2 separate regions of the Homo sapiens genome follow, and region 1 is linked to region 2. Evidence: read pairs that join two places in POLR2A ChIA-PET (ENCODE). Cell type or tissue: PC-9. All regions are shown on one strand. Each heading gives the region's core, and the rest is flanking DNA. Links, peaks and the distances in the headings are about the cores only.

Region 1 (4,031 bases), core at 667-3,166, 1.8 Mb before region 2:
CACACTTGTGCTCAGCAGCCATCTTTCAGAAAGCAGGGCTGCCCTTCAGAGTCCACTGCCCACAGCAACCTCCTGACAGTCCTGCTCTCAGCTCCAGCCCCAGGAGACCCACAAAACAGCAGCTCACAGATATGCACAGTCTGCCGCCTTAAAAGCATGAAACAGGTTGTGGCCCATGGGAAAGCTTTTTTTGCAGCTGTCACCAAGCTGGCATGAGATGAGTGCTTGCAGTATGGTGGCTGAAAGCTGTTTAGTGTTGTCTGCTTTGTGTATGTCACCTAACTGTGGCCTTGCATTTATTCTACTTGGTGACTGCCAAAGCACTGCAAACTGGAAACATCTGCTAGATAATTGATATGTGATCAATAGGGACCATGTCTATGTTTGCTCTCATTCTAACCCCCAGTGACTGGCATAGTGCCCCGCACAGAGGAGGCCCTTTTAGTTAAATGAATAAAAGAGTAAATGAACAAATGACATCGAAATGAGAGGCATGGCGATCAGAACAGAAAAAACCCAGGTGAACCAAAGAAACTGGGCAAGGCTCCATGAAGGAGTGTGATCCTGTTTGGCTCTGCATCCCCACCCAAATCTCACCTAGAATTGTAATCTTCACGTGTCAAGGGAGGACCTGGTGGGAGGTGATTGGATCATGGGGGCGGTTTCCCCCGTGGTGTTCTCCTGATAGTAAGTTCTCATGAGATCTGATGGTTTTAAAAGTGTAGTACCTCCCCCCTACCTCCTACTGCCATGTAAGATGTGTCTTGCTTCCCTTTTGGCTTCCGCCATGATTGTAAATTTCCTGAGACCTCTCCAGCCATGTGGAACTGTGAGTCAACTAAACCTCTTTCCTTTATAAATGACTCAGTCTCAGGTAGTTCTTTATAGCAGTGTGAAAATGGACTAATACAGAGTAAGACCTGGGCTGGGCAACTGAGACTAGTGGGATTTAACCCAGAAATGAGACGGAGAAACCAGAGCCATTTCTGTCAAATATCTTCCAGGGAGAAAAAGGCCTGTGCCACTAGGGATGTTGGGGGCTCAGTTAGTTAACAACCCTCCTTCCCTAGTCTCAGGGTGGTTATTTCTCCATGGGACCAAGCTAGATCCTGACATGGAAGCTTTAGGAATTCGAGATCATACAGCACAGCCAGCTGGTAGAGGCCAACAAGAGGCAAGGAAGGCAAAGAGATATAATCGTCCAGTGGGGGACTCTGTCACTAAGGTATTGGTAGTTAACTAGTCATCTGTGCTACCAGAGTCCAAAAGATGCCTCCACTCCAGACCCCAAGAGCAATAGTGGGTGCAAGCAATGAGTGTGAATTCATGTTGTGCTTAGGCAATGGGGCCCTGAGTGGCTGTGCTCTACGCTCTGGAGGAGAAGGATTAAGGAAAGTCTACATCATCCTCCTCCTTAGTACCCTGGACTCTTAACCACTTGCACTGACAGGTTTTCCACTCGGGCTTCTTGGATTTCCCCTAAGGAAATTTTTCAACAGCACCACCTACTCCCAGTGTCCCATTTTGGTTCTCACACAGGCTCATCCATTCACACATACTTATCCAGCACCTGCCACGTGCAAAGCTCTCTCCCAGGAACGGGCATGGTGCAAACCAGGCAGGGTCCCTGCCTTCATAGAACTTACAGTCTACAGCAAGGAAAACAGAGAACAAAGAAGGAGAGGGAAGGAAAGAAGGAAGGAGAGAAAAGGAAGGAAGGAAGGAAGGAAGAGGATGGGAAGGAAGGAGGAAGGGAGGGAGGGAGGGAGGGATTAATTGCTGGTGTTTGCTGGTATGAAAGGCACAATAAAGAACATCAGCCAGGACAGCATGACAGAGCATGTAATAACGTGCGTGGCAACTTTAGATACGGTGGTTGGTAAAAGAAGGTAGCGCTGAAGAAGTGACATTTGAACTGAAAGCCATAGGTAAAGAAAACTCATGCCAAACGTCAATAAAGAAAGATAGGGAATAAAGTTTTGAAATTATCCCAATTAGACACTGAGATGTATTGTTATTAACAACAACTAACCAAAGCGGCTTAACTAAGTTAGAGGCTTATTTCTCTCACATAAAATAAATATATAAGTAAGCAGCCCTGAACTAGTACAGCAGCTCATCAGGGTCCTAGCTCTGTCTAGCCTTCTGTTTCACTCTTTCTAGTACCTGGCTTCAAGCTTTACATTCACATCATGGCTCAATATAACTGCTAGAGCTCCAGCCATCACATCTGTATTTCGGGCAGAAAGAAGACAAACGGTAAGGAGAAACGAGGTCACTGCCCAGTTATGTGTCTTCCTTTGAGGGAATTTCCCTGAAAATTCCATCCAGTGAATTCTCATTTACATATCTTTAACCAGAACTTAGTCTCATGGCCACAACAAGAGGCAAGGAAGGCAGAGAGATATAATCTTCTAGCGGGGCACTCTGTCACTAAGATATTGGTAGCTAACTAGTCACCAGAGTCTAAAAGATGTCTCCACACCAGACCCCAAGAGCATGAGCTTCCGTTGACAGCACTGATGGGATAGAATTTAAAATAGGCCCCTTCCCCACAGGTGGGACTGAGGATCTAAATCAGAACTCAGAGGTGGGCTGCTCCCCCACCCTACAGAGCCCACCTTCAACCTTCCTGAGTTCATCTCCCTGTATTAACCTCATTTGGACACATGCTGTTCTTTCCCCCGAAGAACAGAGAATGAGTTGGGTTTTTTTTAAGTGCTTGTAGTAGATTTAATAGTGACCACTCAAAGATGTCAAGTCCTTATCCCTAAAACTGGTCAATGTTATCTTATTTGAAAAGGGGGTCTGTGCAGATGTGGTTAAATTAGGGATTTTGAGATGAGATTACCCTGGATTATGCAAGTAGGTCCTAAATGCCCTCACAAGTGTCCCAATAAGACAGAAACAAAGGGAGTTTTGAGAAACAAACAGAAAAGAAAAGGAGGTAACGTGGCACGGAGGTAGAGATTAGAATGATACAGCCACAAGCCAGGGAACACCTGGGGCCACTAGAAGCTGGAAGAAACAGGAAACATATCTTCCCCAGAGCCTTCAGTGGGAGCAAGCCCTGCCAGCACCTGGATTTCAGACTTCTGACTTCCAGAATTGTGAGAGAATACATTTCTGTCGTTTTAAGCCACCCAACTTTTGGTACTGTGCTTCAACAGCTCAAGTAAACTAATCTGGTAGTATGCCAGCCTGGGGAAATACTAACTTAGAGGTACATCTTCTACTATAGACTGGTGGGTTAAATTTTTCAAATAAAAAAAAATAAATCACAGAAAAACTGGTAGACAATGGAACATATATCAGATTTGTGAGAATATAACAAAAAATAAAAGAAATCTCTAAGAAAAAAGGTACAAATGTAGACATAAAATTATAAACTTCTATAAGAAAAATGATGAAAATATTTGAAGAATATGTGACAAGACTATAAAACTGGAGTATATGAAGAATGCATTCAAGTTTGTGAGCAAAACAGCTAGATCCTAACATAGAGACAGAAGTATATGAGTGGTTGTCACAATGGGAAATTCAGTGAATGAGCACAGGACATCATAATAAAAATAGTTGCTTTTCATTGTGTCAGATTCCATGGTAGACTCTTCAAAAACACCATCTCAAATCGCTACACAAATCCTGCAAGGCAGATGTCCTCCCCATTTTATAGTTGAGTAAACTGAGGCCCAGGAGTATGAACAAGGCCTAGGGAAATGGAAGTTGAACCTAAGCCTGAGAAAATAATTTTCATTGCAGATAATCATTCATTGATTTATTAAATATTTCCATTCTACTCTGCAGAAATGGGCACTGTGGTAGAATTGGGGATGTTAAAATTGATAAGATGCCTCTCTTTTCCTTGGAGACCTGAATGTAAGGGAGCAGGTAGAAAAGTGAGCTCTCAAAGACAACAGTGAGAACATGAGAGAACCAAAGCTGCACACTTGGAGATGCCCATTTGCATCCAGACTGATTTTCAACGGTAACATCCAACAACAACCCCGGTTTCGGAGAGCAATTTTGCA
Region 2 (4,031 bases), core at 1,018-3,517:
AGGCATGAGCCACCGCACCTGGCCTGAAAGATACATTTTTTAAAGTTATCTGATGTGGAAAAAATCTTACAGTGTCACAACAATTTAAATAATTTATGTATTTTATTAATAACATTCAAATTTTGCTTTTTAAAAAAAGTATCTGCCTCACTATTTCACATAAAGCCTTGGCTTCAAACTGACCTAATTTCTAGGTTTTTAGAAATGTCATTTAATTAATATTTTGATCATTTTCAGATGCTTAAAATATGTATTTGTTTTTACTTTTAAAATGACCACTATTATCCCTTATTAGTTTTATTTTAATCGCATAAAGAATGGAGAGAGACAAAATCATGTTTCTCACCTTTTTTCTTTCCCTTCTGCTGTCTAAACACACTGATTTTTCGTATGTTTTAGAATTAATAGTAGGGTTTTATTTTTCACAGGAGAATATTGCAGTGGTTAATTGAGATGAATATGCTCTCGTTTGAAAATATCACATGTTGAGGTTAAGGCTCTTCCCAAATAGTCACGTGCATGCACACACCCCCTTGTTTGTAACATTTGTTGCTAACCCAGTTCCAAATATTAGCTGCTTCTGGAACATTTGAATTTTTGTGCTGATTTTGATTGCCACATCATCAGTAGATATTAGACACCCATGCCGTGCAACTATCCCTTCTGACGAATTCAAAGTAAATTAGAAGGCTGGGTGTGGTGAATTGTGCTGCTATAAATATGCATGTGCAAGTATCTTTTCGGTATAATGACTTATTTTACCCTAAGGTGCCCAGCACAATGCCCGGAATAGCATAGGCATTAGATGTCTTGGTTGAAAATTAAGATTAACTCTTTTTTTTTTGAGATCGTCTTGCTCTGTCACCCAGGCTGGAGTGCAGTGTGTGATACCTAGGTAGATACCCAGGAGTGGGATTGCTGGATCAAATGGTGGTTCTACTTTTAGTTCTTTAAGGAATCTCCACACTGTTTTCCATAGTGGCTGTACTAGTTTACATTCCCACTAGCAGTGTCAAAGTGTTCCCTTTTCACTGCATCCATACCAACATCTATTAATATTTTTTGATTTTTTTATTATGGCCATTCTTGCAGGAGTAGAGGGGTATCACATTGTGGTTTTGATTTGCATTTCTCTGATAATTAATGATGTCGGGCATTTTTCATATGTTTGTTAGCCATTTATATATCTTCCTTTGAGAATTGTCTATTCATGCCCTTAGCCTAATTTTTGATGGGATTGTTTGTTTTTTACTTGCTGACTTGTTTGAGTTCCTTGTAAATTCTGGATATTAGTCCTTTGTTGGATGTATAGATTGTGAAGATTTTCTCCCACTCTGTGGGTTGTTTACTCTGCTGATTATTTGTTTTGCTGTGCAGAAGCTTTTTAGTTTAATTAAGTCCCATCAAGAAAAATAGATTATATGTTCTGATGAGAACCAGCATACTGGAGTATTCAGTATATGTTTAGTTAAAAAAAAAAAACTAATACTATAAATAGCAGATTTTTCTAGGTAGTGATAAGCTAATATCTTTTCCTCTTCCCTTTTCTCCCTGAGAATTTTTTCATCTCTGGACAGAGGGCTTTTTCTTGGTGTTTTATGTTTTGTTTGTTTGTTTTTGAGACAGGGTCTTTCTCTGTTGCCCAGGCTGGGCTGTGGTGGTGCCATCCTGGCCCACTGCAGCCTCGAATTCCCAGGCTCAAGCCATCCCCCTGCCTCAGCCTCCCAAGTAACTGGAACTACAGGCAGGCACGCACCACCACATCCAGTTAATTTTTTTTATTTTTTGTAGAGATAAGGGTCTCACTATGTTGCCCAGATTTGTTTCTTATTATATGTATAGACTCTAAATATGGACCTTGATGGGCCTGCCTTTGATGTTCCGTTTTTGATATGACCAAATGATTCCTGTTTGAATTTCCACCCAGCTTCCTCTGTCCTACTTTCTCTTGCCAGGCAGTGTCCCCTGCCAGTCTCATGTCTGTGGCAGCAGCTTATACCAGGTTTTCCCCAAACGTTCATAAGGAAGTGTCCGAAGGGATGTGTCACCCCTTTGCATATATATAGTTTTTGAAACCAGGATGACCGGTTTGAGAAAATTCTTTTTTCTTTTTTTTTTTTTTTTAAGAACTTCTCTTACATCTTTTAAAGTCATTGTTAAGTAGGGTGTAACTGGATGAGTCAGTTGTTTTTCAGAAACTTTTTCTTTACGTATGATCTAAAGTATTTTATGGCATGGAATCTGAGCATGTCAAGAGGACTTCTTAAATTGCCTTAATTTTTTAAAATTTGCTGTAATTATTTTTTTAATTTAGGATTTATGTGCAACATCATTCCAACATGTCCAACATGTATATGGCCTGAGAAGGAGATTATATTCTAATAGAGGAACTAATATGTAAAAACACCTCTCTGATAAAAGATTAAAAAAATATATAAATGTTCTAATTTTAAGAAAAGCAGAAATTCAAATCATAAGCTCTTTTCTTATCCACAGGCTTCTCACTAGACCATGAGCACCTATGAGCACCTATGGGCAGGGGCCATGTCCTAGTTAATCTTCTTTCTTTGGTGCCCAGCACAATGCCTGGAATAACATAGGCATTAGGTTTCTTGCTTGAAAATTAAGGTTAACTCTTTTTTTCTTTTTCTTTTTTTTTTTTTTTTTTTTTTTTTTGAGACAGAGTCTCACTCTGTCCACCAGGCTGGAGTGCAGTGGGGCGATCTGGGCTCACTGCACGCTCCGCCTGCTGGGTTCACACCATTCTCCTGCCTCAGCCTCCCGAGTAGCTGGGACTACAGGCACCCGCCATCATGCCCGGCTAATTTTTTTCGTATTTTTAATAGAGACGAGGTTTCACCATGTTAGCCAGGATGGTCTCGATCTCCTGACCTCGTGATCCACCCACCTCAGCCTCCCAAAGCACTGGGAATATAGGCATGAGCCACCGCGCCCAACCTTTTTTTTTTTTTTTTTAAGATGGTCTTCCTTTGTCGCCTAGGCTGGAGTGCAGTGCACGATCTTGGCTCACTGCAACCTCTGCCTCTCAGGTTCAAGTGATTCTCATGCCTCAGCCTACCGGGTAGCTGGGATTACAGGCAGGTGCCACCACACCTGGCTAATTTTTGTATTTTTTGTTTCACCACATTGGCTAGGCTGGTCTCGAACTCCTGACCTGTGGCGATCCACCTGCCTCAGCCTCCCAAAGTGCTGGGATTAAAGGTGTGAGCCTCCATGCCCAGCTGAAAATTAAGGTTAACTCTTAACAGTTAGATGCACATTAATCGTTTGACGAAAAATGAAGAAATCATCAGCTAATAGGACAAAAGTTTAGCCAGGCACGGTGGCTCATGCCTGTGATCCCAGCACTTTGGGAGGCTGAGGTAGGCAGATCACCTGAGGTCAGGAGTTCGAGACCAGCCTGGCCAACATGGTGAAACTTCATCTCCACTAAATTTACAAAAAATTAGCTGGGCGTTGTGGCGGGCACCTGTAATCCCAGCTACTCGGGAGGCTGAGGCAGGAGAATTGAAAAAGACAAAAGTTTGAAAAATCAGTCTGTAGTTGTTGTGGATGCTTGAAACTGAAACTACCATATATTTGTCTATATTTTATCGCTTATTTTTTTCCTGGCATTTAATAGACACCTCTTTAGACCTATGCTATCCTTTTTATGCCTTTTACCAACAAATAACTCCTAATCATAAAAATTAATCCTACTGGCTGGGGGCGGTGGCTCATGCCTGTAATCCCAGCACTTTGGGAGGCCGTGGTGGGTGGATCACTTGAGGTCAAGAGTGTAAGACCAGCCTGGCCAACTGGTGAGACCCCATCTCTACTAAAAATACAAAAAAACTAGCTGGGCGTGGTGGCGGGCACCTGTAATCCAAGCTACTTGGGAGGCTGAGGCAGGAGTATCGCTAAAACCCAGGAGGCAGAGGTTGCAGTAAGCCGAGATCATGCCACTGCACTCCAGCCTGGGTGACAGAGCTGAGTGACCAAAAAAAAAAAAAAAAAAAAAAAAAAAAAAA

The links. ChIA-PET counts read pairs that join two places held together with the same protein. Peaks named below come from ENCODE experiments on the same cell type or tissue, not always from the same donor. Only the 100,000 strongest peaks of a DNase experiment are listed, where the experiment ranks them.
Region 1: POLR2A ChIA-PET joins it to region 2 with 22 read pairs; 2 of 35 experiments call an interaction of 5 or more read pairs at or near these places.

What each region holds. Positions count from the first base shown.
Region 1 is chr4:153,015,031-153,019,061 of GRCh38, reverse strand. No RefSeq gene overlaps it. Among named protein-coding and RNA genes, the nearest start is that of FHDC1, 81 kb to the right of the region's middle. In PC-9, for the core only: no CTCF peak of the experiment used is centred there; no DNase peak of the experiment used is centred there.
Region 2 is chr4:151,194,017-151,198,047 of GRCh38, reverse strand. All of the region lies in intron 2 of SH3D19 (SH3 domain containing 19), which reads left to right. Among named protein-coding and RNA genes, the nearest start is that of SH3D19-AS1, 72 kb to the right of the region's middle. In PC-9, for the core only: no CTCF peak of the experiment used is centred there; a DNase peak (open chromatin) is centred at 2,087; H3K4me3 peaks cover 716 bases; H3K27ac peaks cover 2,254 bases.